Regions from separate parts of the Homo sapiens genome. Here all the other regions are linked to region 3. A link is a loop called in an ENCODE intact Hi-C map of the cell type or tissue named here. Cell type or tissue: PC-3. All regions are shown on one strand. Each heading gives the region's core, and the rest is flanking DNA. Links, peaks and the distances in the headings are about the cores only. Region 1 overlaps LINC00189 (long intergenic non-protein coding RNA 189). Region 2 overlaps BACH1 (BTB domain and CNC homolog 1). Region 3 overlaps LINC00189 (long intergenic non-protein coding RNA 189).

Region 1 (8,500 bases), core at 174-8,173, 50 kb after region 3:
ATCATGGTGCACCAGTTTCAAAACTTAAAGAGAGTTTTAGAATATCTGTGTATGATTTGCTAGGAGGTGACTTGAACCTCATCTACTTCACCTTCCTTCAGTTTCCATTCAGGAGGAGTACAAAGATTAATAGGGATTTCTTTGTATGTTTGTCCCACCTCCCCCTGGGAGAGTAGCTGGAGCGCTTCTCTCCCATTCTCATATTGCCTTAGTTAGTTCAGACTGCCATAACAAAAATGTCATAGGCTGAGTGGCTTAGGCAACAGAAATTTATTTCTCACAGTTTTGGAGGCTGGAAGTGAAGACCCAGGTGCAGGCTGAATCAGTTCTTGGTATGTCCTCACATGGTGGAGAGAGAGGAAGCAAGCGCTCTCCTGTCTCTTAAAAGGGCACCAGTCCCATCATGAGGGCTCCACCTAATTACCTCCTGAAGTCTCCACCTCCTCATACCATCATCTTAGGGATTACAGTTTCAGCATATGAATTTAGGCGGGGCGGGGGACACACGTTCAGTCCATAGCGCATGCCAAATGAGAGTCTTCAGAATAACTGCTTATAGAGACTGGGGTGTCTGGCAGGAAGGGAGTAAGACAGCTTACCACTACCACACCCTTCCCATCGTCCCCCACCCCTAGCCAGCTGGAGCCAGCTAAATTGGGGCAGGTTCTGGGCCCCAGCAACAGCACGGGCCCTGAGAGGAACTGGAGTTTCCTGGACTTACAGGGACACAGGACAGGTGTCTGATTCTCATCTGACAAAGTCTAATGAGAGGCCAGCTAGAGCTCCCTTCTAAGCAAAGTGAAGAGAAGCGGCCTACACCTTCATACCCTGTCTGAGGCCAGGTGCTGAGTGCTCTATGGGTTAAATGGAGACTATGGAAGGTAACCGTCTTGGGAACACTTGAAAGGGCCATATAGAAGGCATCTGCCTGGCAGGGCAAAGCAACCCCTAAAGGAGAGGCTATGGGATCTGATCAGATGAGGTTGCTAAGCAAGGCTCATAAGCAGTCATCTGATCACATGGCTTACTTCACAACCAAGTCTTTCATACTCAAAGCCAGAGAACAAGGTAGTGAGAGGACCCTTTGGGCATTTTCAGAAACTACTTCATGAGAGAAAGTGTGGAGGGTGCATTTGGGCATCTGCCTCCCAGAGGGCTGGAAACAGCCAGTTGTAACAGTGCCAGCCAACTAAGACTGTGCTATGCCTCTAGTCTTCCCACTCTCCTGCATTCTACCCTAGAGGCGTGAGGAACCGTGGATGAGAGAAAAGGTGGTCAGGAGGACCAGAGAAGCTGACCGCAACACCCCTTCCCCACTGTAGGCTTCCAGGACCCAGGCACCTGAGCTGTGGGGGGATGGGAGAAGGTTTAAATTGGACAAGTGATTGAAAGTTTGATGTTACCCTAGGTTGGACTTTTTGTTTCCAATTTTTTAAATTGTGTTAAAATACATATAACTAAAATTTACTGTCTTAGTCATTTTTAAGTATATGTTCAGTGGTATTAAATACATTTATAATGTTGTACAACCATTATCACCATCGATCTCCATAACTCTTCAGTAAAACTAAAATTCTGTACACATAAACCACTAACTCTCCACTTTCCTCTCCCCCTTGCCCTTGGGAAACACCATTCTACTGTCTCTATCAATTTGCCTACCCTAAGTGCCTCATATAAGTAGAATCAAACAATATTTGTCTTTTTATGACTGGTTTATTTCATTTAACATAATATCCTCAAGTTCATCCATGTTGTAGCATATTTCAGAATTTCTTTCCTTTTTAAGGCTGAGTAATATTCCTTGTATGTATTTACCACATTTTGCCTGTCTAGCCATCAATCAATAGATAATTGTGTTGCTTCTACATATTAGCTATTGTGAATATAATGCTGCTATAATCATGGGTGCACCACTTTCATTTCTTTGGGTATATACTCAGAAGCATAATTACTGGATCATATGGTAATTCTATTTTTTAATTTTTCGAGGATCCACCACCATACCATTTTCCACAACAGTGTACCATTTTGCATTCCTACCAATAGTGTACAAGCGTTCCAATTTCTCTACATCCTCACCAACACTTGTGATTTTCTGTGTTGTTTTAAATAGTAGCCATCCCAATGAGTGTCAAGCGGGATCTCCTTTTAGTTTTGATTTGTATCTCTCCAGTGACTGTTAATGTTGAACATCTTTTCACATGCTTATTGATCATTTATACACCTTCTTTGAAGAAATGCCTATTCAAGTTCTTTGCCCATTTGAATCAGGTCATTTGTTGTTGTTCAGTTTTAGGAGTTCTCTATATATTCTGGATACTAATCAACCCCTTCTGTGAGTTGCAAATGTTTTCTCCCATTCTGTGGGTTGTCTTTTTAGCCAGCTGATATTTTCTTTGATGTCCAATTTTAAAATTTTTCATGAAGCCCAATTTGTTTATTTCTTCTTTTATGGCCTTTGCCTTTGGTATAACAGCCACCAAAAGATTGTTTTCAAATCCAATGTTGTGAAGCTTTTGCCCTGTGTTTTTTCTAAGATTTATATAATTTTAGGTTTTACAAATGGATCTTTGATATACCTTGAGTTAATTTTTATATATGATGTTAGGTAAAGATCCAACTTCATTATTTTACATGTGAATATTGTTTTCCCATGGGCTGGACTTTTTAATACCTGAAAATGGGATCTTTAAGACAAATTTATCCATAGACAGGAAAGAGAAATCTGAGAGGGGGTTTGAAAGAACAAGGCTGACTTCTACTTGGCCTCCTATGTCCAGCCCATTCAAAGAATTGGTTCTATAACCAAAGCACAATTATCAGGTAATGAAACTGGTTTCCTGTGTGGTATATAAACCAACCCTGAAGGAAATACTCCAAGAAAAAAACAGTTTTAAGAAACTCCATTAGCAAGACATTTAAAAATAAAGAAAGAGCTCAAAGGGAGCATTTTGGAGGCTATCACATGTACTAGTTCATTATCTAAAGGCTTTGCCAGTGGTATGATGACAGGTGGGCAGTGTGTGCCTCAAAAAAATGGGTCACCTTATTTAGACTAATCTCAGATTTTAAACATCAGAAAAGGACAAAATATTTAATCTTTATCACAAAATAAATCAAAGGGCTCAGTAAAGTCATTTAAAAAGAACATAAATCACAATAGAAGAAAACAGAAGATCCAGACATATGGCACCAGCAATGATTTTACCTCCTTCCCTGTGTTCATAATTTCCTCCACCTTTTTTCTATATACAAGCCTGCCTCACAGACCACATGTGTGAGGATATTTTGGACTTTATATCAAGCATTTCTATGACTCATATAACATCATCTAATGGACCACTTATGTCATTATTTCCAAGAAAATAATCTTTAAGGAATGGCACTAAAAATTTGTTCTCATCTAAGGTATTAAAGGTTTTTTTCTATATACATAAACTAGAAAATAGTATTAAGACATAAAAATAATGCTTTAAATTATATGTTAACACCATAAAGAAAATATTCCTAGGGTTGCATTATCCAACCCTGTAGCCACTGGCCACATGCAGCTATTTAAACTTAAATTTTAATTAATTAAAGTTTTAAAAAATTAAATATTCATTTAGTAATGGCCACCACATTGGACAGCATATACACAGAAAATGTTTATCATTATAGAAAGTTTTTTTTTTTTTTTTTTTAGAGACAGAGTCTCACTCTGTTGCCCAGGCTGGAGTGCAGTTTCATAATCTCAGCTCACTGCAATCTCTACCTCCCAAGTTCAACTGATTCCCCTGCTTCAGCCTCCCAAATAGTTAGAAATACAGGGATGCACCACCAACCCCAGCTAATTTTTGTATTTTTAGTAGAGATGGGGTTTCCCATGTTGGCCAGGCTGGTCTTGAACTCCTGACCTCAGGTGATCCACCCACCTTGGCCTCCCAAAGTGCTGGGATTACAAGCATGAGCCACCACACCTGGCCTATTACAGAAAGTTGTTTTGGACAACACTGTTCTAGAGTTTCAGAGCCAATCACTTTGGAAAATTTAAAAAACTAGTGTTTTCTGTGCATGACTAGGTTCTTAATATCTTAATGCTCAAGCAATTTGAGCTTTTGTAAAGTAAGAAGATACGTGATGTCACAGGCTTGTAAAGGCAGAATATTATTCCTCAATTTAGAGACAGGCTGAGTTCCCTTGATACTTTATTTTTAAATTGCTGTATTAAGGCCAAGAGACAGGCAAAAATTCAAAGTTGCAAAACTTCTTCCTAGAAGCCTGAATGCCCTTCAGATTGCTTGCAAACCATGAAAATTCAGCACTGAGGGATTTAAAATGTTGAGTAGTGATCTCATGCACTTAGCTTTTTCACAGAAGTTTTCATGGTTTCTCGAATAAACACATAATGCACTTCTTTGTGTCACATTTTTTCCCATATTTGTCATTTTCACTTCCCTTTTACATGATTCATCTTTTAATGTATTAAGGTTACATTATTTACTGGCATGCATGGATATTTGTGAGAGTACTGAAGAAGGGAAAACTTACGGGAACTTTTTTTAAATTCTGTTATCTAGAAACTCATTCTTTACTTGGAACAAGGAAAATTAGGAGTTTTGAATCGTTGACATTTTACTATTCAGCTTCCTTTCCCCACCAAAGAACAAGCTGAATAAATCTTTGTCAGAATTTAAATTTGTCTTTAACTGCTTCCTCCGGAAACATGCAGAGTATTAGATCATCAAAAATTACATTCATTTGTCTAATGAAAGCATGTCCAAATCTCAGAAGCTTTATCTAATGTCTAACCAGAATATGTGATTTCATCTGCCTACAGTGGAAAAATCTATATGTAGCCTAAAAATTCTCATTATGATATTCTTAAAACTTTATCATAGGGAGACTGGAAGGAGCAAGTACAGTCTCTTTACAAGCAATGTGGCTACCAATCCCCAGCAACACCTCAACCCCATCCTGGAGCAGTGGCGCCGTTAAGGAAGCGTCTTTGCTAGAGAAATCTATACATGGGCTTTTTGGTGCTTATGGTAGCTCTCACTATATGGTTCTGACAGTCTGACTTCTGAAACTATTGTGTGTCTACAGCCATACCACTCTGCACGTGCCCGATCTCATCCGAAATTAAACTATTATGATAATGAATGTTATTTTTTGTATAGGCAGAACTTAGATTTTTAACTCTTAGCAACCTTTATTAAATGGAAAGGGATTGTTAACACACCCAGCCCCGTACCTTGTCCCTTCCTATAACTAAAGAAAGACCTAGAGAGACTGACTTTGGAAAACTAATTGACAGTTGCTATGTTTTGAATGTCCCCACAAAAACTCATGTTGACATTTAATTGCCATTGTAAGGGTATTGGAAGGTGGAACCTTTATTTAAGAAGTTAACACTATAAAGAAAATATAAGGGCTCTGCCCTCGTGAATGGATTAATGCCAGTATATTGGAAGTAGGTTAATTATCACAAGAGTGGGCTTCTGATAAAAACCTAAGTTCGGCCCCTATTTCTGTCTCTGTCTCATGGGCTCAATCCCACCTTCCACCCTTTCACCATGGGATGCCACTCACCAGATGCCAGTGCCATTTGGACTTCCTAACCTCCAGAACCATGATCTAAATAAACCTTTCTTTATAAATCATCCATTCTGTTATAGCAGCAGAAAACAGATGAAAACAAGTGTTGAACAATTTACGGAATTTTTAAAATTTTGTAAAGTTTACTGTGGTCTTCTGAGAAATTTCCTAGGTCCAGGCATACTATTGGCATTCAAAAAAACCACATATAATATTAGAATTCAGGGAGGGAAAAGAGGAACAAAATTTTGATGGAAGTGAATGGTAAAGATTATGAATTTCCAGGAAGAGAAGTATTGCAAAGAATTCCAGATGGGGCAGGCACCGAAATGAGGTAGAAGAAATGAACCTAAGATATGTCAGGAAGAGGAAGAGTACAAAAGGCTGTAATCAACGCTTTTCAGACTTTAACATGCCTAGGAATCACATTTTGCTACAATGCAGCCTTAGATGAAATAAATCTGGATTAGGGCCTGAGACTCTGCATTTCTAGCAGGCACTCAGGTGATTCCAATGCTCTGCTTTCATAGGCCACATTTTGAGTAACAAAGCTGCAGTCAACTCAGTTACCATAATCACGAATAACTCACATTTATATTGATCCTTTGTTGCACAGGACGGTCTCTCACATAATTTACCTCTTTCGATCATTAGATGAATAAAACAGGATTCTGTGAATATCCAGTCTTATTTTATCTCTGTTATGGAAACACAGGGAGGCTCTGAGGACTCAGCATTGCACCACACTCCTGGATTTTTAAGAAACTCTCCTTTTAACAAGTTCTAACGATCATCTCAAATATTCTACACATCCTTTCCCAAACTGGATGTGATTAGATATGCCAGTGGTAAAAATGTTTCATGCTCAAATAAGTTTGAAAACGTGAGTTACACACAGTTAGATGTTTCTTTACTATAAGACTCTCAGAGTGTTCGATACGAATGTACATCAGAAGTCTTTGAGAGATTTGACCACAGACACAATGCTTTCTTTGTAGTAAACCTATTAACACCTGCTGGAGAAACTTCCCTACATTGTGAACAGTGAGGTTTTGACTACTAGTTCTGAGGTCTCATTGTTCTTAACTTCATAGATATTACTTTGACCAATGTAATCAGTGACCTATGCTTAAATATAAGTCATTGCTAAGAGAGTTTTCAAAGCTGGCCAGGGCATCCACTTAGAAACAATGATCACCTTTGCACGAGTTGATTAGATGGGGTTGAGCAGAGAACAGCTACTGTAGAAAACGCTGGAAAGAGCATCATGCTGAGAATGTACAAAGGACACATCATACAATTAGGATACTGAAAACCATCATTTTAAATGGTGCACCATAGCTGTAAACCGTAAGGAAATGATAGTGGCAAACAGGACCAGTCTACTGTGTACCAAACAAACAGAATAGCTCATCATAAGTAAGCAGAGAAGTGCCCAACCCAAGGACTGAGGTTTATACAAAAGTTTTCCAAGCACAGCCCATAGTGTCCTGTAATCACTGCCTTTGTGAGTGAAGAGAAAGACCAAAAACTTTCCAGCACAAGACTTCGGAAGTCTGACCTCACCCTTCCCCACTATGATAACTAGGAGAGAAGTTTCTAACTATATAAAATATATGAAACTCAAAGCTACAAAAAATACCTCTCTGACCTTTCTTTGGACTGGTTATGTTAAAATAAATTGTGAATTGAGGTTTTGCCTACAACAAATGGACATAGAGCAATGATAAGCTACTCTCTATAATGAATTCTGAGTAAGAAGAAATGAACTCTTTTTATTCTTTTTTTTCTTTTTTTTTTTTCGAGACGGAGTCTCACTCTTTCACCCAGGCTGGAGTGCAAGTGGTGCGATCTCGGCTCACTGCAAGCTCCGCCACCCGGGTTCACACCATTCTCCTGCCTCAGCCTCCGGAGTAGCTGGGACTACAGGCGCCCGCCACCACGCCCGGCTAACTTTTTGTATTTTTAGTAGAGGCGGGGTTTCACCGTGTTAGCCAGGATGGTCTCAATCTCCTGACCTCATGATCCACCCACCTCGGCCTCCCAAAGTGCTGGGATTACAGGCGTGAGCCACCGTGCCCGGCCGAACTCCTTTTTTTATATAAAAAATAAAAAGAGCTTTAACCAAACTGACTTTTTCCTTTTACACACAGAAATAATTGATGCTTTCAAAGTTTAGGAGAAAATTCTAAATATGCTGTCATGATAGCTAATGGAGTTTCCTTGATATCTGTATTAGTCTATTCTCACGCTGCTAATAAAGATGTACATGACACTGGGTAATTTATAAAGGAAAGAGGCTTAATTGACTCACAGTTCCACATGGCTAGGAAGGCCTCACAATCATGGTGGAAGGCCTGTGAAGAGCAAAGTCACATCTTACACGGCGACAGGCAAGACACTGTGTGCAGGGGAACTCCCATTTATAAAACCATCAGATCTCGTGAGACTTATTCACTACCACAAGTACAGTAGGAGGGAAACTGACCCTATGATTCAATTATCTCCACCTGGCACCCGGCAGGGGTTATTACAATTCAAGGTGAGATTTGAATGGGAACACAGCCAAACTATATCATATCAATATCAAATTTCCATCTCATAGAAAATTGATATACAATGGTTCTCAAAATTCAGCTGCATCAAAATCACCTAGAGAGCTTGCTGAGATCTACACTGGAGTTTCCAATTCAGTAAAACTGGGATGGGGCCTAAGGATCTGCATTTCTAACAAGTTCTCAGGTGATACTGATGCTGCAGTTCTGGGGGCCACATTTGAATACAGCTGGAATGGGATGAGCCTTAGCAATCAGCTGATCCATATCTTTACCTTACAGATGAGGAAGCGGGGCATAGAGAAGAATTTATCACTGAAGGCGAGGCCAGCAACAGCTACCTTGAACACCCCTGCACTCTGCTC
Region 2 (8,500 bases), core at 405-8,404, 83 kb before region 3:
TTGAGGCATGATTATCATCAACTAAGGAAAGATTCTCTCCTACAAATTCAGATATACTAATTACCGATCAAAAGACTAAACTGAGTAAATCCACATGAAGTGAGAAAATGAAAATGGAATGTACAATTCTATTCAATTAGAAGCAATTTTAGAGAATTTTATTTAACTGTCAACTTATCACCAACATCTAACATTTTTTAGTTCAGGTACATTTGGGTAAGAACATTAGGGAGAAATGTAAATTAAATACTATGAAACTATGCTTTTAATGAAACATGGTCTCAGTAAAATATGGACACAAAAGTTTAGTGGTTTTATTGCATTGTTAGAAAATTATATTATGAAAGATATAAAAAAATCAATGTTTTTCTGCTTCTTTTATAATCAGTATGCCATCTTCTACCATTATGGCTTTAATTTTCATTCTACCCAACAAGTTTCAAAGAATAGTTTATTACATGCCTTAATAAAACATTTAAAATATTTACAGATTCAAAATAGATGTTTTATAACTGAAAAAAGTTCACCTGAGAATTCACCGTAACATTGCCATTTTTTTCCCAAGTTGTTAATGTGACTGAGTGTCCACATGCAACCTGTATCGTCTACTGCATCTAACATACTTATTTCCTTATTTAAAATTAGTTAAGCAGTAAGCTATAGCAAACTGTTAAAAAAAATTACAGATGGAGAACCAAGACTGTATCCACATTTGTTTTGAATATGACAATTTAACGAATTATTTGCTATAGTTCCAGAATTTGAATAAGAAAAAAAATAAGGTAATGTTATTTTACTGAATTCAACATAACAGCTTTTAAAAAATCATCAAACATTGAGAAGGCCAGTTCATAAAATAGTGAACAATGATCATGTGAATATGCAATATACAAACTGAAAACATTTCAAAATTCTGCATGAAGGAAAAGGCATACACTGTATACTCATAATCCTGTCATTTGTCTTCGGCAGCCTCAAAAAAAATATTGCCTTGAAACATTTTCTTAGAAAAAACTTCTTTAGAAGTTAATGTTAAAATAGGCATAAATGTGTAATGCTATGCAATATACAGAAAACTTTCCCACTTATGGCCAAAAGACAAACGTAAAATCTTTTTTATCTGTCCATCTGCATTACAACTTGAAAATCATGTAGATATGAGGTAGTGTAGTTACTTGTATTACATGCTGGCTATTTAAAGTAATGCTAAATTTTAAGAAATTACACTTGGCCAATAATTCTGTGTCATTAATAGAAACCCTTAATGCTAAACTGTTTATAGGTAGAGAGAAATTTAAACCAAGTGCTTTACAAATTATATTTAAGCTCTGGAGACAACTACATTTTATCATAAAATAGTAGGTAATCTTTCAAAGCAAGTACAGTAGCAATTAAAGCAAAAGATTATTTGACATTTGCACATACACAAACTGATACAACCAATAGTTGGGTGTACACTGAGGTAGGAAATCAAGGGTTCCATTGGCTTAAGATTTTACATTTTGTAAACCAGAAGTTCTTATATTATTTTATATCGTGAAGCTGAAATTTAAAATTACAAGTATCAAAGAAATACCTATATGGAGAGATATATATGTATACATACACATACACACACACACACACACACACACACACACACACAAATTCTTTTGCAGTATGGGATGCACTATCAGAATTATTCTCCCTGACAAATTCTTGAGTGTACTTATAAAAGCTACTAGAAAATAAACAAGTCCAACTAATTTTCTCTTACAAATAAGTCAGTGACAGAGAGAACATACAAACCACTGAAAATATACTAGCAATATCCTCCCCCTACACCCTGATCAAAAAGGGTAACATTTGACAAATTACTCCAAGACATGAAGACTGGTCCCCATATACTCTCAAGGGCAAGGCCAACTTGCTTCAGACTTGTTCATACACAGTGGGTGGTGGCTGCCCACATTAGCTAGACAAGCCCTGCACTAGGCTCAGGATGCAGTCTATAGAAGTGTCTCTTTCAGCCCTCTGATTTTGGTGAAATCAACACTATAAACTACTCCTCTGTACCATTAAAACTGGGTTCTGCCAATGTTTCTGTGAATGTGAATATATGCATTTTTTTTAATTGCTGAGAAGATCCATAGCTTTCATTTGACTCTCAAACACATCTAACCCCAGCATGGCTAAAAGCCACCGCAAAATGTTATGCGATAGGTGCTCAGTTATCTATTTTGTAACAGGACTGAACAAACACTAAGACTGATCTTTAAATGTCCAAGTTAAAATGATTTGTGTGTCTTTATACCACACCAAATTTGGAGAAGAGAGCAAGGATTCAACCTGCTTTTCAAATGCAAACCCACAATAGAAAAAGATTGAGTTTCATCCTATTTCACAAACCTGCAGAGTTGCTGCAGATACATTTTTTATCTGTTACAATCATTTTTACAAGTGAATAATACGACTTCAAAAACAGGGTGAAAAAAATGAACTGCACTCCTGGTAAAAAGTAAGCAACATTCTTTCCCCGTGATGTCTGGTTTTCTGGCATTGGTGACCCACGGTGGAAAAATGAACAGCTTTACATGTTGGTAAGCTCTCCAGATTCTAGGGAGCCTGAGATAATGCTGCCAGTGTAATCACTCATGCCACTGTATTCTGAGTCCTATTTCTTCTTCCAAAGGGACAAAAATGCCAGGAAATAGGAAGTCCATGATGGGACCAGATATGGTAGAGACTGAAGCGGGGGGCAGGGAGGGAAAGTGACACTTAAATCTATTCATGTAGCCAGACTTTCTAGAGTCCATACTGAAGAGGAGAAGCAGCCCCCGTCTTAGGCCAACCACTTGCCTATTTACTAAATCTTCCCAATGTAGCTTAAAGCCTGATTTTAGGAGCCGAAGAACAAAGCCCTAAGATTCAGGTAAGACCATCTTTTTTTCACAATGCAGCTCTACAAAAATATTCCCAGTAGCTGACACCCTGCTTCTAAGAATAGAACTCTATTAGCATTGCTTGGGAAGAAATTTTCTTTCAAACTAAAATATTAGAAAAAAGTCAAATTATTAAACTTCTGCAGGCCACTTCTTTTAGTAGGAACTATCTGTAGATGTTTCAAGCTGTTAAATTGCTGTCTGATATGCTGCAGTTTTCATTCTCCTACTTATTCTGAATAGCAGGAAGAGTTATTACTAGAGTTATTATTCTTTAAAACATGAGTTTTAAAGGTTTACTACATTTTCACATGGATTTTTCTGATATCCAGGAGGCAAAATCATTTCTTTGTCTCTTGTAGAAATCAAGGAGAAATCATGGTTGACTTAAAGGAAATTCCCTTATGGTAAACTACTAAAGGAAAAAAACAGTATTGTTGAGCAACAGATGGTCATATTAGGCTTTCAAGACGCTGCCAAAACTTCAGGAGAAAATTAGATGGTTTGAAGGAAGTGAATGCAAGTTTACTCATCAGTAGTACATTTATCAGTCATCTGCTGACAGAAATCTGAGATCCCACCACTCTGACGACACTGTTCCGCAGGCCCAGCTTGCTCAGAGGTGGCTGTGGACATCTGCTGGGACTCCTGCCCTCGCGCGTAGCCAGGCTCACTGTTTCCTCTGGCACAGGGAGGCAGCACTGCTGGAGGCCGGTCAGATAAACTGAAAATTGATGGTAACGCCAGTTCACCATCAGGAGTACTTTTATCTTTTTCAGAAATTAAAAATGAAAGTGGGCAATCTGCAGCTGAGTACTTGGCGAGTATCTGTATTTGTTCTTGACTCAGAGCTGCTTCTTTACAAACTTTCTGGCAAAGTCCAGTTAGGTTCTGCTTTGTCTCACCCAGAGTTGACAAAATGTGATCTCTTTCCTTCAACAAGCTCTCCTTTTCACTTTGCTGTGAAGTGGGGAAAGAGAACACAATGGCTTGTGTTTATTAGCTCAATCAACATTTCCAAGGCGATCAAATAATATACAGGGGCTTCTCATCAAGTAAGATCACATGGAGTTTATCCTTTCAATTCCATTCAATTATACATTAAATACTAAAGGCCCAGAATCTCCCACCCAAAACTCTTGGGGCAGATGTATTTTGGCACAAAGCATTTTTCAGGTTTTGGAAAGACAGTATGGGTGCACACATAATTTCTCTAGCAGGCCTGGGGCAGCACTTCCCTATCAACTATCTTTACATTTCTAGGTAAACATTAAAATAGCAAATAATGAAGAAAGTAGGATAAAGACTATGTAGTCTAATGTCAATTTGGGGCAGTTTTTCGGTCAAAAGAGTTTGTGACAAACATACGGTTTTTGGAGCTTTCTGGATTTACAGACTGTACATAACAGGTATGGATGGCATTTTGGATGGGATACAAGAAAAAAAGTAAAAGTACAGTTAGCATAACTTAATTACTGAGACTCAAAGCATTGCAAGATTCAACTAATGACCAGCATTTGTTGAGCAGATTCTCTGACAGATATTGTGCTAAATGTTTTCCAACATGCAATCTCAGCTATGTAATCCACACAACACCTCTCTTGATTTAAGCAACATCAAACCCACTGAAGGGATGGGACTGAATTTAAGATGCCTAGAGACAGCCGGTGGGTGAGTTACTAAAGTGTGAAGAATTCGGGGGGGTAATTTTGTGCTTGCTAATTACCATTTTTGTTATTATTATAATTTTAAGATATTACCCCTATAAGAAAGTCTACCACAGAATTTTTCAAAAGTTTTTCTGGTTCCTGCCTTCCTGTCCATGTCACTTATCACTGCTGACAGCATGTCTTTTCTATTATCATCCCATTTCATCCTTCTTGTTCTAACATCTTATTGCTTCTAATCTATTATGAGCCAGGAAACCAAATAATCAAGGTATTTATAAGAAAAGAGTAAATAAACACTTGCTAGAAAGTCAAACGTTTTTCTTATGAAATTTATCACAACTCTCAACAAGTCAGTGTTGTTCTGTTTGCTTTCTGTTCATTGACAGGTTCTGGAGAGTTGAGGCTGCCAGTTAACCTTGAGACAAGTTAGTTCATAGTGCTAATCTATAAGTGCCATCCTTTAGTCTTTTATGACATAAAAGTCACTAAAAGGGTAAAACGAATTTTGCTTTATACAAAAGTATTGTTATGGTTTTATACAAAAGTATTACTATAAAATTATGTATGAATCCAATTATTGTTATTTCTAAAATATTTTAAAGCCTTGTAATATTTTGAGAAAATATACAATAAATACAAAATACTAAATTTTTATATGGCAAAGTATTCTCCAATCTGTTCAGATTTTTATATACAAGTTCTTTTTTTTTTTTTTTTTAAATAGATGTAGGTCAAGAATGTGCGTGTTAAGTATGTGTATGTAAGCAAAATCAATGTTTGGCCAGTACATTTTCTCTTATGCAAAGTTTATCAGTTGCACTCTTCTGATAAAATGAGTCTGCAGATACTGAAAGGGCAAGAACGGTACCTACTGCTTGTTCACAGTAGGAACCATTAAATGCAATCAACACCCATTTCTTTTTATGGTCTCTCAGAAGCCAATCCAAAGGAGGATGAAAACAAAGCTTCCAGAAGAAAGTGAGAAAGAATCTTTCTTCACTCATGGCAATATTCAGCCATGGACTCCTCTACCAAAGTTGGGATGAATCTATTCTAAACAGCAATAGAAAATTTTCAACTGCTGGTTGGTCTTTTAAATTAAATATGGTTCAACAAAATAAGGAGTACTTGAGCTTCCTCCCAGAAATTAGAACCACTACTTAACCTACAGATACTATGAAGATTACAAATATTTTATGACTTCTGTATCTTAATATCCACATGATCTTTAAATACTCTCACTCCTCCCACCCCACTAAATTAGGGATGACATCATTCTTTAAGTATACAAGATGGCTTGCTTCTTCACAACAACTAAAACAAATAGGCACAGCCCTAGAACTCCACCAGAATTATTTCTATAAATTAAATGTTCCCATCTGTTCCCCTGCACTTTAACTCCTACACAGCTAAGCTTCTAAGCAGTTTCCATTTCACTCTAAGTTTAAGACACATATTTACTATAATAGCAGTCAGCTTAATAACTAAAAGTAAAATACAAGTAATTCAAGTTAATTACTTAATGACATCAGTATTTAAGATACCTCCCAAAGTCACTACTTACAGTCATGAGTGGGACTCACTATTAGTGTCCTGCTACCTATCCCTACAATATATTTCCATTTTCCTATAAAAACAACTGTATAAATCACGTTTGAAGTGCTGCACCTTTAATTAGAGCTATTTCTTAAAAAGGAATAAAATTGGCATTCTGGTACCATTCTGGATTTTATACCAACAAAAAATCTTTACAGGCTGGGCACAGTGGCTCACGCCTGTAATCCCAGCACTTTGGGAGGCTGAGGTGGGCGGGTCATGTGAGGTCAGGAGTTCGAGACCAGCTTAGCCAACATGGTGAAACCCTGTCTCTAATAAAAATACAAAAAAATTAGCTGGGCATGGTGGCACACACCTGTAAACCTAGCTAAAAGGGCAGGCTGAGGCAGGGGAATCACTTGAGCCTGGGAGACGGAGGTTGCGGTGAGCCGAGATTGTGCCGCTGCACTCCAGCCTGGGTGACAGAGCAAGACTCTGTCTCAAAAAAAAAAAAAAAAAAAAACCTTTGCATCTAAATCCTTATTTTGAATAGCTAGTGCACAATATTTATTCAAATATAATTTTTTTAAAGATCATAAATATAACTCACCCAATAAAGATATAGAAGAATTTGGCACCAAAAGTACAAGTGACAATTTTATGATAGGGTAAAGAGTACTCACTGTTAGAAAATGGTCACTAATAGTTCCTTAGTAAGTAAAACCTCTGAACGGCAGTTCAGAGAAATCTGCAAATGGCACTGAGAAATATAAGCAAAAATGCTCATTTTCACTCATAAGATAAAAATAAAAGCTACCACGAGATATCATGGTATCTCACTATCAGACTGGAAAAAACCCAAAAGCTGACAACAAATCTTGACTGAGGGTGTGGACAGACACACACACATATACTGCTGCTGGAAGGCCAAATATGACAATTCCTAAGGAGGGGAATCTGTTAATATCTAATAAAATTATGTATGTATTTACCCTTGATCCAACAATCCCACTTCTAGGAATGTGTCCTAGAGACACAGCTCCTTAAACATGAAACAGTATACAGTTATTCACTGCAGGATCCCAACTGTCCACCCACAGAAGACTGGTTTGAACTGTATTACAGTCACTACTGAGTACTATGGAGCTGGAAAACGAATGACAACCTCTCTGAACTAAGAAAAAATATTTCCTATAAATCAATTCTTAAGTTTAAAAAGTACAGAAAAATGTATATAAAATACTTCCATGCAGCAGGATGGATAATAAGAGTAGACATAAAATGTTAACACATTTTTAGAAAAGAAACACAGGGAAAAAAAAATCCAGAAACTAATGAAAATGGTTACCTATAGGAAGTAGCTATGAATAGGGTATAAGGAGAAGATGAGATCAAGATTTGGAGTATATATTTTTTAAAATATAGTTTTAATGTTTGAACCATATAAACGTTTTACATTCAAAATAAAACAAATTAAAAATGTAGGCCAGGCATGGTGGCTCATGCCTAAAATCTCAGCACTTTGGGAGGCCAAGGCAGGAGGATCGATTGAGCCCAGGAGTTTTGAGAGGAGCCTGGGCAACACAGCGAAACCTCACCTTCACAAAAAAATTACCCGGGCATGGTGGTGCGCACCTGTAGTCCTGGCTACTCAGAAGGCTGATATGAGAGGATTTGCTTGATCCCAAGAAGTCAAGGCTGCAGTGAGTCATGACTGTGCCACTGCACTCTAGCCTGGGTGACAGAGTGAAACCCTGTCTCAAAAAATGTAGAGTAAATCCCAGTAATATAAATAGAAAAAAAAATTAATTGTATGCCAAATTGGTAACACAAATATTTCAAATAACTTTAAAGCTTCACACTGGGAAATATTTAAGCATAAAAAAGCAAATAAATCTCAAATTCTGCTCAATTTGTTTACTGTTAATAGTAATACTGATTGTCTAATTTTCTTACTTTTTATACAGTGTGCCCTCACTTAAAATCATCGACAGGTTTTTGGAAACTGACTTTAAGAGAAACAACGCACACCAGGTCCTCAATAAACATTTTGTTCCACATCCTTTCTTTTTTATTTTATTGTTTATTTATATTATACTTTAAGTTCTAGGGTACATGTGCACAACGTGCAGGTTTGTTACATATGTATACATGTGCCATGTTAGTGTGCTGCACCCATTAACTCGTTTTTTTTGTTTTTGTTTTTGTTTTTGTTTTTGTTTTAAGACGGAGTTTCGCTCTTGTAGCCCAGGCTGGAGTGCAATGGCATGATCTCAGCTCACCGCAACCTCCACCTCCCAGGTTCAAGCGATTCTCCTGCCTCAGCCTCCCGAGTAGCTGGGATTACAGGTTTGCACCACCATGTTGGCCAGG
Region 3 (8,500 bases), core at 212-8,211:
TTATCATTTCAGAAATACATTTCATAAGGGTATAGCGGCCATAGATAGTGATTTCTCTGATAGATCTGGGAAAAATAAATTGACTATCTTCTGGAAAAAAAAAAATCTTCATTTTAAGTGTCATTAAGAACATTCATGATTCATGGGAGAAGGTCAAAATATCAACATTAACAGGAGTTTGGAAGTTGATTCTAACCCTCATGCATGACTTTGAGGGGTTCAAGACTTCAGAGGAAGAAGTCACTGCAAATGTGGTGGAAATAAGAGAACTAGAATTAGAGGTCGAAGCTAAAGATGTGACGGAATTGCTGCAATCTCGTGATAAAACCTGAATGGATAAGGAGTTACTTCTTATGGGTGAGCAAAGTGGTTTCCAGTGAAATCTAATCCTGGTGAGGATGCTGTGAACATTATTGAAATGGCAACAAATGACTTAGAATATTACATAAATGTAGCTGATAAAGCAGTGACAAAGTTTGAGAGGATTGACTCTAATTTTGAAATAAGTTCTACTGTGCGTAAAATGCTATCAAACAACATTTTCTACAGAGAAATCTTTCGTGAAAGGAAGAGTCAACTGATGAGGCCAACTTCAAATGTCTTATTTTAAGAGTCAGCAACCACCACCCTGATCAACATTCCACCAGCAAAAAGATTACAACTCACTGAAAGCTCAGGTGATAGCCTTGTTAGGCAATAAAATATTTTTTAAATAAGGTATGTACATTTTTAGACAATGCTACTGCACACCTAATAGACTATAATATATCGTAAACATACTTTTATATGCTCTGGAAAATGGAAAAATTTATATGACTTGCTTGATTGTGATATTTGCTTTATTATGGTGGTCTGGAACCAAACCCACAATATCTTCGAGGTATGCCTGTACTGACTTGCAGTAGAACCCAGACGCAGGCTGTCTGACTCAAGCTACACTGCCTCAAGGCAAGGGCAGGAACTCTTGTTTATTCCTGTAGCCGATGTTACATTTAACACTGCCTCTCAATCCAAAAAGCTGTTTGCTATGGGCAGAAGTAACTAAAATGAAGAAAATAAAATACAGTATGGTTTCCATTTAGTTAATGCTATTTTGCCAAAATAACAAAAACATAAATCCTAAAGAAGATGACACTCAAACATTCAATATCATTTATGTTAGTACCTACATAGAGTTGTCTCAGTTACTAACTGAACATTTCTGAATCACTGCTTAACCTAATCCTGGTTTTTCCCCTGGTTCAAGTCAATCTAATTCATGCTGAATCTCGTAATTTGAAGATTGAGCTTCTCAAAGCTTATCTGGCTTCTCACCATCTTTGTATCCAAAGACCCTGCAAGCACTTTTATCCCACCTTTGATTTCCTTAAAAAGTGTGATTGATAGCTACTCCCTATAATTTGTGATGGAAAATACTCCTTCCAAGTTTTTTTTTTCTCTCTCTCTCTCCCTCCTTCTCTACCTCCTTCCCTCCCTCCCTCTCTCTCTCCTTCCCTCCTCCTTCATTTCTGGACCCAGTAAAAAAAAGTGTTAATCACACCATTGTTGTTGACTCAAGTGAAACATGATTTTTCTCTAATTTATGACCTTTCTAACAGTTTTCATCTAAGTCTTAATCAGTATTTTCTATTTGAAAAATTCTACAGTTTCCTCTACCTAATTTCTGGTATCTTAAATATAGTTTTTAGAGAACGTTATTTAACATGGATTTCTGTCTGTCGTCAAGACTGTGTTAACTGAAAATTCAGCCTATAATAGATGCTAATTCCTTAAAACATACTTATCCAGCACATATTAAAAACCTTCAAGCAATGATATGAGTTGTCTTCTCCATAACTGTAATATTAAATTATAATATAGGATACCTTTTAAAATCATTTACAACATTGTTGTAGAAATCCAGCAGTTTAAAAAAATCAATTCTTGTGAATCCCTCATGGAGCTAAGAGTGGACGATTCCTCATAAACTGTGTCAGGTGCTACGCCTCCACTTTGGCTATTAAGTTGCCAGATTAATATTTAGGCAATAATAATAATAATAATAGCTAACACCTGAAACTGTATTCTGTGTAAGTACCATTCTGTTTATATCTATTAACATTTAATCAAAATAATTCAATGAGATGTTTCCTGTTATAATCCCCATGTTACTGGTTAAGAAACTGAGATGCAATAACTTGCCAGAAGTCTCACAGTTAGTTAGGCGTAGAACCAGGATCCAAACCAAGACCACCTCACTCCAGCTTCCTTAACCTTTGAGCAACACTGCCTCAAGGCATTGTCTTCATTCATTCACTCACTCAGTTAACAAATATTTATTGAGTACGTACCTCATCAGGCCAGGGCCCTGCCCTAATGTGGCAGTCAAATAATTTGAAAAGAGTATGGTATCATGATAGGCATAGAAAATAGGAGTAATAAAACAGCACAAAATCAGTCTAGGGACATTAGAGAAGGCTTCCAGAAAGAAGTCATGCTTAAGTTGGGTCTTGCTATGGTTGGAATATTTACCCCCTCCAAAACTCATGTTGAAATGTAATTGCCATTTTAGCAGTATTAAGAGGGGGACCATTAAAAGGTGATTAGGCATGAGAGCTCTACCCTAATGAATGGATTAATGAGTGTCATATTGCTGGAGTGTGATCATTATAGAATGGTGAGTTCAGGTCTCTCTCTCTCTCTCTCTCTCTCCCTGGGCCTCACTATTGTGAAGACACAGCAAGAAGACCTTCAATCAGATGCAAGCACTTGATCTTGGACTTCCCAGCCTCCAGATATGTAAGAAATAAATTTCTGTTCATTTAAACATTATCCCATCTATGGTATTCTGTTAGAGCAGCACAAAACAAAGGTCCTAAACAATGAGTGGGAATTAAACAGGCCAAAAGTAGCTACAGGGTGAAGATGAGCTTCCCAAGGCAGAGAGAGTAACAAGTGCAGAGGGTAGGAGGGGAGAAAGAGGAAAACATTCTTCAGGTAACTCTTAAGTCAGCATTATGGCCAGGCATAGAATGGGGTGGGAGCTCATGAGATGGGCTGGAGAGACAGGTAGGGGCCAGATCATGCTTCCCTGAGTCTGATGACCCTATTGAAAGATACTAAGCAGATATGATCAGGTTTTCTCTTCAGAAGACGACTTGTCTGCCTTCAGTGTGTGGAAGATGGGAAGGTGAGCAAATCCAGGACCAGGAAGACTAGACAGGAGGCTGATCTGGTAACTGGAGCAAGAGATTACACTGATCTGGACTGAGCTGACCATCCCCTGAGCAGTGAAGCTAGCCAGATGATGCAGATTATTATCTTAAATATATAAGATATAAAGCTGTGATGCACAAAAATAATGATGCACAAATACTATATGTCTGATGAAATATATATTATATGTAAATAATATATATATTTGTATATACAAAAGATATATATGGAAGATATCTTCTTAAATACTTTGGAGAGGTTTTGGAAAAAAGATATACAAGCTGCCGGTAGGTATTTTTCAAAATATATACAAAACACTCAAGAGAGAAGCAGCCAAAAACAAAAGGCATTTAAGAATGAAAAATAAAAAAGAGGATACATCAAGAAGAAATCCTCAAGAATTCACTAAATTGTAGTTTACTGTAAATAATCATGTCCCAGAGGAAATTTCAAGGGATAATATTTTCCTGCTAGAGATAAAGGGAAGGAAATCCTAACAAAAACAAACCAGAAAGGATTGCACAATTTTCTATAATAAAACAAAGAGAGCTGACTGATGCGAGGTATGCAACAGGCAAAAGGCACGTAGGCACAGCCTCCAGAAATTGGAAGAACAGGATGAGCACGTGCCAGGAGGCTGCACCCAAATTCCAATCTCCTGTTCCATGAATTTTCTTCCCCTTCCCTTGGCTCATTCCAACAGAAAGAAATCACAATTCCTGCAATCGATAACAAGTCCTAGGTTTCTCCCATTCTCTATCATCTATGTATCTTCTTGCCCCTTCTCTCCTAAACTTTTGGAATTGTATTTTAAATATTCACTAAACATATTGATTTGGGGTGTCCCATGTTTGTGAGTACCATTGCACAGCATCACTTTATGTATAACTGATCAAATTACCTCAAAACAGGACTAGCTCTTAGCATTTTTCCTGTGTGATTCATACTCAGCCTCACTTGAATGTCTCAGGGTTAGTAAAATAATTGTGGCTGCAATAGGCAAAGAAGGACTAACATTTAATGGATTTCTCTTGTGAACTAGGCTCCAAGACAGACGCTTATCATGTTTGATCATATTGTATTAAGTCTCATATCCTATAAAGGAGGTGGTATTATTTTCATTTTACAGGTAAAGGCACTATTTTGTTGGCGGGGGGAGGTGGAGTCTCACTCTGTTGCCCAGGCTGGAGTGCAATGGCACACTCTCAGCTCACTGCAACCTTCGCCCCCGAGTTCAAGAGAATCTCCTGCCTCAGCCTCCCAGGTAACTGGGACTACAGGCGCATGCCACCATGCCCGGCCAATTTTTGTATTTTTAGTAGAGAAGGGGTTTCACCATGTTGGCCAGGCTGATCTTGAACTCCTGACCTCAAGTGATCTGCCTGCCTTGGCCTCCCAAAGTGTTGGGATTACAGGCGTAAGACACCGCACCTGGCCAAAGAGCACTATTTAGAAAGTTTCCTGAAAGTACTTAGATTTTTAGCATCTGTCAGGATTAGAGCTTCTGTCTGACTCCAAAGTCTATACTTTTTCTACTATGCCACATTCTAAAGTTCTTTAGTCTAATGTCCTTGGAAAAAAGAATGATATTTTCCTCCTTCATACTTCATAAGGACGTTGTGAGGATTAAAGAGGAGTTTAAAATAAATTTACCCCAAGAAAAGTGGCAAAATAGGAAACATGAAGGTCACTTCCTTGGAAAATTCCAGCAACTCTGACTTTTGTCCACTTTACAATTTAAGTAACAAGGTATTTTTAAAAACTTGATTTGAGAATTACATGTTAACATTCTTGAACAAAGAGGCAGGTGGTATAGAGAAATGACAATGGGTTCCGAGGTCAGACAGAAATCCTGCAGTCCTGACTTCACCACTCAGGCAAGTTACGCAACCTCCCAGACTATCAGTGTCCTGCTCTGAAAGAGACAGGTAATAGAAGTTGCTTTATATAAATGTTATGAAGATTAAATAATAAAGGTAAAAGGCCTACCATAGCACCCAGGACATTATAGGTATTCATTAATTATGCACATAAGTTAAATCACTGGGTTTTTAAAAACCACAGATGATTTTCGTGGTAGCTGTATTAGTCAGGGTTCTCTAGAGGGACAGAACTAATAGGAGATATATATATATATGTATATATATATATGGAAGTTTATATATATATTATATAATATATAACAAATGTCACCAAGTATATTGTGATCTAACCTTAGAAGTCACACAGTATCACTTCTGTGGTTCTCTGATGATTAAAGCAGCCCCAAATTCACCCAGACTCAAGGAGAGAAAACCTAAACTACCTATCAATGGTAAAAGAGTCTCAGATAATTTGCAAGTACCTAAGTAGGTCCAAGCTAATACCTAGAGCGAAAAGTTAGAAAATCTGACCAAGATGTTGGTAAGAGTGAATATACCCAGCAAGAAAGGAGATGGTAATTATAGTGCAGTTGGGGAGAAAGAAGTCATTGAAACAGAAGTTTTCTGTTTATGCCATATCATGTTGAGAATTCTCAATAAACCATTTACAACAATTTACCATATGCAAGAAGAAGCCAGAGTCTGTGCACTTATGTGAAAGCCAAAACCAAAAATTTTATCATTCAAAAGTGACCTGTTGGTCACATCCTTGCCTCTTTGCTTAAGATTCTAATTTCTTTTGTACATGTAATAAGTAAAAATATTTTGAACTTGGTATCTTTTCTAAATAGAAGGCATATATATATGGTAAGGATTTTTATTGGCTAATCTCTTTACAAATCTTGTCAGTACCTAATCCTACAAACATGCCATGATGTGTTAGCATAATTAGCCCCATTTCACAGATTTTTAACAAGGAGATTTAGGAAAGTATCTAACTCACCGAAGATCACAAAATGAACTTATGCAACACTCATATGTTAGCATATGGCTCAAGGCTGCTAAGGCAAATGCTGCTTAGAGAGCAATAGTTACTTCCTGAAATAATATATCTTGTTAAATATAATTTCAAAGCGTCCTTTGTCACTAGAATGGATAGGGAAGCTAAGTGATTGGATGCCCTCCCCTACAGCTGGTAGCTCCAATGTGCTGAACTTTTTATTTTCCTAGAGCGATGATGACTGTGAATCATATGAGCTCTTGCTTTGAAAATAGTCCACAGACAATGGGAGCAGATGGGCTTTTTGGCAGCAGTACCCCTCTTTTCCATCTGCCACAGGTGAGTAGTAGGCCACTTTCTTACATAAGCCCCAATGGCTACTTCAAGTACTAGCAGATTACAAACATCATAGCCAACTTAGGACAGCATAAGATATACATTTAAAGGAGGACAACAGTTCTTGGAGTTAGAGGAATTGACACATAGTAGAAAACGGTAGCCAGTTCCAGTGTCATAAATTGTGCCAAGTTTTTATCATTGCATATTATCTAGGAAGTGAGTGGCGAACCTTTCCTTCAGAAAAGTAAACATTACAGATGACATAGTCAGATTTTGAAGTATTGTGGTAGCAGAAAACGGTGTAGTACAAAAAAAGGAGGAACCTGAAAAAAACACTGAATCAAAGAGCTAATAGGCCAAACCAATTTCAGCCAAGTGTGTGGGAAAATCTACAACCCGTAGGCAAGTGAATGTGAACTCCCCCTAAACACCAAGCCCCAGTGCAGGATAAAGTAGGCAATTTTAACTACATGCCATGCAGTATATGCAAACAGTAGGTTGAGGACAAGAGTTGGGGAGAGGAGAAGGAGGAGGAATCATTGCTCATTGGATACAGCACACTTAGCTTAAACGACCTCTGGAGAATGTAAGGAAAATGGAAATTCACACTTGCCAGTCAGAATGTAAAATGGTTCAGTCACTTTGGAAAACAATTTTGCAGTTTTTTAAAAAGTTAAACATATACTTACAGTAGGACCAACAATTTCACTCTAAGTATTTACTCAAGAGAAATGAATATGAATGTTCATAGCAGAATTACTCAGAATAGTCCGAAATTGGAAACAACCTAAATCTCCTCCAAATGGTAAATAAGTAAACAATTTGGTACATTCATACAATGGAATACTACTCAGCAATAAAAAGGATGGACTACTAATTCATGAAAAATCATGGCTGACCCTCAATATTACGCTAAGTAAAAGAAGCTAGACACAAATGACTATATATTTTTTTTGTGTTGTTGTTTTTGAGACACAGTCTTGCTCTGTCGCCTAGGCTGGAGTGCAGTGGCATGATCTCGGCTCACTGCAACTTCTGCCTCCCAGGTTCAAGCGATTCTCCTGCCTCAGCCTCCCGAATAGCTGAGATTACACACGTGTGCCACTACGCACAGTTAATTTTTGTATTTTTAGTAGAGATGGGGTTTCACCATGTTGGCCAGGCTGAACTCCTGACCTCGTGATCCACCCGCCTCAGCCTCCCAAAGTGCTGGGATTACAGACGTGAGCCACTGCGCCCAGTCACAAATGACTGTATATTATATGATTTCATTTTATATGAAATCTCTAGAACAGGCAAAGTTATAGAAACAGAAAGCAGACCAGTGGTTGCCTGGGGCTAGGTGCAGAAGTGGGAAATGACTATAAATAGGCAGCAGTGAAATTTTTGTTTTTTGATGAAAGTGTTCTGAGTATCCAGGTTTTAATCAAAAAGTACTAGTCACACAAAAAACCAGGAAAGCCGTGAGCTGAATGAAAAATGCAAGCAATAGATGACAACACTGAGATGACAGAGTCTGAAAAGAATTAACTTAAAAATTTTAATAGTAGTTTATATATTTTTACAAGCAAAATTTAATAGAAGAGTGGTTATGAGAATTTAGAAGTCAAGACATTCCAGTATTGATGTAAGCAAAGACATGTTATACACTTACTTATTTACCCAAAAGAAATAATAACATGTCCACAAAACGGGTATACAAATGTTCACAGCAGCTATATTTATAATAGTTAAAAATGAAAAACCAACAAAGTGTCCATTTATAGGTGAATAGATAAACTAATTGTGGTAAATCCATACAATGGCATACTATTTAACAAGGAAAAGGAACAAACTAATGATATATGCAACAACATGAGTGAATCTGAAAAACATTATACTGACCAAAACAAGTTAGATGTAAAAGAAGACTTACAATGTGATTCTATTTACAGGAAAGTCCAAGAAAACTAATCTATAGAGATAAGCAAACATCAGTGATTGCCTGCAGCTAGGCAGGATAGGAAACTGAATGCATAAATGCTGGAAGACAGTTTTTGGTGTGAAGGAAATGTTCTATATTTTGACTGTGGTAGTGGCCATTGTCTAGTTTGTAACAAGGCCC

What was found. A loop is a pair of places that touch in the nucleus more often than their neighbours do. Peaks named below come from ENCODE experiments on the same cell type or tissue, not always from the same donor. Only the 100,000 strongest peaks of a DNase experiment are listed, where the experiment ranks them.
Region 1: it touches region 3 in a loop (2.4-fold over the local background); 4 of 110 quality-filtered maps call a loop at or near these places.
Region 2: it touches region 3 in a loop (3-fold over the local background); 9 of 110 quality-filtered maps call a loop at or near these places.

Annotation. Positions count from the first base shown.
Region 1 is chr21:29,204,688-29,213,187 of GRCh38, reverse strand. All of the region lies in intron 1 of LINC00189 (long intergenic non-protein coding RNA 189), which reads right to left. Among named protein-coding and RNA genes, the nearest start is that of LINC00189, 15 kb to the right of the region's middle. In PC-3, for the core only: no CTCF peak of the experiment used is centred there; a DNase peak (open chromatin) is centred at 4,407; H3K27ac peaks cover 1,903 bases.
Region 2 is chr21:29,337,780-29,346,279 of GRCh38, reverse strand. BACH1 (BTB domain and CNC homolog 1) reads right to left here. Exons shown (of 5, transcript NM_001186.4): 5 at 132-3,881. The coding sequence ends at 3,447. Among named protein-coding and RNA genes, the nearest start is that of BACH1-IT2, 30 kb to the left of the region's middle. RefSeq lists an enhancer at 2,961-4,160. In PC-3, for the core only: a CTCF peak has its summit at 3,624; a DNase peak (open chromatin) is centred at 3,469; H3K4me3 peaks cover 1,134 bases; H3K27ac peaks cover 2,011 bases.
Region 3 is chr21:29,254,468-29,262,967 of GRCh38, reverse strand. The region is part of intron 1 of LINC00189 (long intergenic non-protein coding RNA 189); the gene reads right to left. Among named protein-coding and RNA genes, the nearest start is that of BACH1, 40 kb to the left of the region's middle. In PC-3, for the core only: no CTCF peak of the experiment used is centred there; DNase peaks (open chromatin) are centred at 917, 3,797, 4,137, 6,627 and 1 weaker place; H3K4me3 peaks cover 721 bases; H3K27ac peaks cover 2,146 bases.